Linked DNA regions of Homo sapiens: region 2 is linked to region 1. The links are chromatin contacts, found by Hi-C or POLR2A ChIA-PET in ENCODE. All regions are on one chromosome and are shown on one strand. Each heading gives the region's core, a stretch centred on a gene start or an enhancer-like site at or near the end of the contact. The rest is flanking DNA. Distances are from core to core; before and after follow the strand shown.

The links. A loop is a pair of places that touch in the nucleus more often than their neighbours do. ChIA-PET counts read pairs that join two places held with the same protein, here RNA polymerase II (POLR2A). Pooled maps may share reads with other maps.
Region 2: a pooled map shows a loop between it and region 1 (2.3-fold over the local background). The contact joins two enhancer-like sites. A Hi-C loop is called at or near these places in 1 of 168 maps with a recorded cell type or tissue (psoas muscle) and 3 of 50 pooled maps. POLR2A ChIA-PET finds 5 or more read pairs at or near these places in 3 of 52 experiments (OCI-LY7, PC-9 and Panc1).

What each region holds. Positions count from the first base shown.
Region 1 is chr15:44,034,005-44,036,704 of GRCh38, reverse strand. The region is part of intron 1 of FRMD5 (FERM domain containing 5); the gene reads left to right. Among named protein-coding and RNA genes, the nearest start is that of FRMD5, 160 kb to the left of the region's middle. Within about 2 kb of position 1,269, at least 3 of the 41 ENCODE cell types and tissues checked have a DNase peak (open chromatin) inside an H3K27ac peak, as active enhancers do.
Region 2 is chr15:44,082,886-44,085,604 of GRCh38, reverse strand. The region is part of intron 1 of FRMD5 (FERM domain containing 5); the gene reads left to right. Among named protein-coding and RNA genes, the nearest start is that of FRMD5, 110 kb to the left of the region's middle. Within about 2 kb of position 1,269, at least 2 of the 41 ENCODE cell types and tissues checked have a DNase peak (open chromatin) inside an H3K27ac peak, as active enhancers do.

The sequences.
Region 1 (2,700 bases), core at 20-2,519:
AGAAAAATCCAAGAGAATCTACAAGCTAGTGAGTTCAAGAATATGTAAAACTCAGTTTGATTTTTGTTCTAAGTGCTTGACACATACGATTTTATTTAATCCTCTTAATAACTATGATCAACTACAATTTTCAGCTCCATTTTATTGATGAGGAAATTGTGGTGCAGAAGGGTTAAGTAACTTGTGCAATCACACAGCCATGCAAATAGCAGTATGAGAATTTGAGCCCAATCGGCTGCAAGGGCCCAGCTGCCGGTGCCTATACTCTCTAAACAACTTCTCTCCTCTATTTTCAAAGACAGAGTCAGAAATAGTAATTAGAAGGGACCCAGGAGGGTTTTTTTTTTTTAATTTGAAGATAAGAGAATGTTGAGCAGGTGCGTGAGGGTGAAGAGGGACTAATTGAAGGAACTTAGTTCTGGAAGAGATTGAAAAAAGAAAAAACTTGAGAGAAGTTCAACCTTGGTCAGGAGAAATGTGCCCTTATCCTCTGACACTAGCTTAAGGGTTGTTATGTCTGAAACAAACCACAGAGTTTGGAGTAGGCATTTCTGGTCTTGTTTTGATCCTGTTGACAAGTGCCCTCTCAGTACATATTATGGGCAATGCTGCGTTAGGATTTGTTCCTTTAATTTTTGTGACATATGACGCAGTTTCTCTGGCCAGAGGCTTCTCTTAGGTCAGCATACATTTCTCACTTAGTTCATCCAAGCAGTGCCTTCAGAGAGAGTTTACTACGAGGAAGATCTGTCAGGAGCACATGTATAACATTTTTTAGTCATTCTAGTTAGTTGGCTTCAGGACAAAATAAAAACCTCCCAGCTGATGAATACAAAGTACCTGATGTCACCTTCTTAAATGCCTCAAAGTAGCATGGGGCTACTCAAGTTTTATGATATATAAACATAAAATATAAAACATAGATTTTTAAAAAATGGGATCAACACTGCTCAGGTGGCAGTTGGTCCAAAGAAAAAATAGTCAGGTACCAACCTCTAATAAGAAACATTTGCATAATGGCACATCCCTGACAGATCCAAAAGGGTCTCCAAATTTTATTACTTCTGTTTTACCCTAGCAACATTAATAAGTACATCATAACAGGCATTTTTTGGCCAAGAAAAATCAAATACTCTTTGGGAGGTAAAACGGATTTTGATGCCTTCAAATGAATGCTGGAGGAATTTGGCAAAAGACATTCTAGCAAATGCCAAAATAGCAGTCATCCAGGATACTGTGTGTTTGACTCACAGCCAGTCAGGCACAGGCAAAGTCTGACGTGTTGCTTCTTTACACCACCAGAGTAACACTTAGGAGAATGTTCTAGATGTGTAAATGTTCAAAACTTGAGCTCAGACCAGACCTAAGTGGTATACAACCTGTTCAAGGTTGATTTAATTGCTAGCAATTGTATATTCCTTAAGGTCTTTATGGCCTTTTGTCAGCATGGCATGGCAAGACAAGAAAAATTTTAAAACCACTGGTTATGTAGAGTGTTTTTTGGGTATGGAACCATATCTTGTGACTTAGCCCCGGAAGAGTCACCTGTGACACCATGATTGCAGGCTCTTTGGGGTTTGGACTGAAGTCTGGAAACTGCTGCATATGCTACATCAGAAATTTTAAATATAGTACCAGGTCTTAAGCAAATATAGAAAGTGAAAACAGCAGAATTCTAACAAGAATTAAGTGTTCTGATAGGCCAGTGGAAATGGGGAGCAAGGAACATTCACTGTTTCAGGGAACCAGCTTTAGGGACTGAGGTATCAAAAAGAAGGGATTGGATATACAAGTGGACAGGTTGGAGAGATCTCTAACCTGGGTAGAGGGAAAATAGTTAGAAGCACCCAGTTGTTAGGTTAGGGCTAGAATGAGCCTCATGTAGAACTCATCGGTGTTTGACTAGGGCTTCTTAACTCTTCTCTTCCCCCCTCAGCTCCCAAGTTTCAGACTGCCCAAAGCCTGGAAAAAGAGCTAAATCTAAAATTAGCTGAAGTTGCTGAGGATGCAACTTGGAGGTTGGGGCACAGACTTAGACAAGCCTTACGTCTTCCTGCTCCAGACAGTGCTAAGTAAGGGGGAAATATTTTCCTAAGATAGATGGGCACATAACCCCATTAACTCCCAAAGGAGTATGAAAGGGAATATGTGCTTATTTCACAATAATCTTTTATTGCAAAATTTACTGATGCAGAAGCAGAAACTAATGCAGGTGGCAAGTGAGAGGAATGTAACTTTGTTTCCCAGCATTTAGAAGTCCGTGAACCCAAGTGTAGACCAAGTGAACCTTTAAAGACAACACATGGGTATTACTTGGTCAGGGTAACAGACCATATAAGTAGGTAGTCAAATAATTCTAACTAGAAAACCTGAAAAAATAAATTGCTGAAAAAGGAGGTTGAATGAACAGTAATCATTCCTGTGTGATTAGTAAACTTTTAAGACCCTGTTATGGTGAATTGTATCACTGTACTTTTCAAGTAGACAACATTCAATTAGACACCTGCCTAAGGAGCATATTTTTCATTGACTTTTGATTATCAAAAATTGAGATCTTTCTCATGCCCAGACTATTGCCAAGGAAACAAGAGTAACAGTTTCCACTCAGCAGCCTGGCTAAATTCCAGAACCCCATGTGACTGGGCAGACTCCTGGAGTCTTTCTGATGACCAATATCAGAGATGCCTTGTCTGTGGCCTA
Region 2 (2,719 bases), core at 20-2,519, 49 kb before region 1:
GATACCCCTCTTTGGCTTCTCTTGCCCTATGTGGCTCCTTATCAAGACCAGTATTGGCATCCTAACCACCCACAGGGCTGCCATAGTATCAGGTCATTTGCTTTCTCTTCTGTTTTCTTACTTAATTTTTCTACTTTGACCTATGAGTCGTTGCCTTATCTTCTTGAAAACTTAGCTATGTATTTTTAAAAAATGTTTGCTATATTTTATTCTGAAGTTTCTTTGAGTTTTGTTGGCAGAGGCTTTTTAGGTTATCTGGTCTACCCTATTGACAGAAATAAGTCTTTTTTATATTTCTTGTCTAATCTCCTGTCTTTCCACTTTGCTTCTCAAATAGGAGTTAGGGCTAGAAGTGAGTTCAGTGTATCTTTATATTCCTAGGCTCTAGAACATAGTGCTTATATAATATCTATTTAATGAATATTCTCCAAACCACATTGTTTATTTGGAATACCTGTTCACCTTTTAAAATTCACAACAAACTGATTGTTGCAATTGCCAAATAAGAATCTATATAAATGACAGCTGCTGAGTGAAGTTTGTACGTAGGGGAACATTTCCTGGTAGCCATATTAGATTTCCATAGGTAAATCTCTTGGTGCTCAGATCACAGTCATTTGTGTGTAATGATATCTGGATGTGGTTTATACCACACCCCCAGATTGCTTCCCCAGATTGTATATCAAAGTCACGATCTTTTGGCAGAATTATAATTGCCCATGGGGAATGGTGGCCTCTGAGTTTCATAGCTCAGGGATGTATTGTTGGAGCTGCTGTCAGTTTTTCACTAGAGATATAACAATTGAAGTGTCTTACATTTCTATAGTTCTTTTTAAAAAACAAATTTGAGATACAACACATACCATTTAAAGTGTACAATTTAAATTTAAAGTGTACAATTCAATGGAATAAAAGCTAAAGGATTATTAGCCTGGAGAAGAGAGAAAACTTATAAGAATGTGACAGCTTCCTCCAGTATTAGAAGGTCTATCATGTGGATAATATACAAAAAAGGTTTAAGTCTGTGCTGTGTTGCCCCAGAGGGAAGAACCAGGAAGTTGCAAGGAGATAGATTTATATCAACATTTATATCTGAATTCATATCAGAAGAATTTCTAACAGTTGGCATTAGTTGAAAATAAAGTGGGCTGCCTCGGGAGTTCATAAAACTCTCCAACAATAATAGTATCCAAACAGGAGCAAGATGACTGGTAGTGGGGAATTCTGTAATGGTGATTCAGGCATCCCATGGGTTGTATTAGGTGATTTCTGCGGTCTCTTTCTACCATGAGAGATTGATTCTTTGAAGGCTAGAGAAAACAAAGGGAGAAGAAGTTTACAGCTTGCAAAACAGGGGGTATGTATAATGTAAAGATAGGTGTGTTATCATCTTCTTGAAATTTGGTAGTCAAAACATAAAATTTGAGATTAGCCGCCTCATTATATAGGTGGGACATTCAGATACAGAGGTTATTAAACATTGCCCAAGGTCAAATAGCCAGTCAGTGGCAGAGTTGGAACTAGATTCCCTATTGTTTTAAGACAAATAATGGAATTATTCATTTTAATAATTAAGATAAAAATAATTTACTGGATGGAAAAACTGACAGGTCCAAGACTAGGTTATGACCACATCCTTAATGTATTATTAATGAAAGGTAGGTATGTTCAGGATACCTTTCAAGCCTTTTGAGGATAAGATCAAACAGTACAAATGACAAGCTTTACTACAAAACTTACCCTGGTGCTGCTGACAGAAAGAAGATATTGAACTGAATGAACCACTGATTTAACACACAATGGCTTTTAAACTGTGTATGTCTTTATGTCTTTTCTCTGTTTGCTTTTATCATTGTTTTTGAATGTTTTATTATTTCCATAGTTTGATCCCATGTGTCCCGTTTTATTCCAAGTCCACTTTTATCTCAGCGTCTTGAATGGTTAACACAAACAACAAATGCATTAAACAGCAAGGCATTGTAACTTCTAACATCAATAACAGTAAAAGCAGTAAGACATTCAAGAACAATGAAATAAAAGCAGTGGGGGAAAAAATCCTGGGTTCAGTTGAAGCTCGGCTAGGTGTATATCAGCCAGTAGTGAAGCTTGAGCAGGATCACAGAGGTTAGAAACAATTGTTCCAGACTATGAATGGACAGCAATTCTGTCCTCCAAATTTAAACACATAGCATTAAAATATTACAATTAGTAACCATGCAAGACTGGCATGAGAAAATGAAATCTAATCTTGATCCTTGTTTTAAATATTTTAAGAGGAGTTTATCAAATAAATTTTCTTGCTTTAGTGGATGCATTTAGAAGAAATGGGACCATATAGATTTGTCCTGTGAGATTACATGTCTTCATCTTCTTCCTAGCATACCAAAGAGAGTAGGATATTTGCATATTTCCAGTTCTCTTTTCACTTTCTAAAAATCACATGAAATATCCTGTGATATTTATATATGACCACTGAGGTCCAAAGGTAAAAGAAGGGCATTTTAATCTGTCTTTTAAGGCATATAATCAGAAAGTGTTTGAGAAGCTTGTCATGAATTATGAGCACTTTCAGTGAATCACGTACAGAGTATTTTCAGCACAAAATCCTGTGAAATTTAGGTTCATAATTGCATCACACTCCTTTGGTACCATTGTTGGAGTCAGAATTCACTTGGGAAAACACTGACTTAATTGGCAAACTTTATCTCTTCTTCCTTCA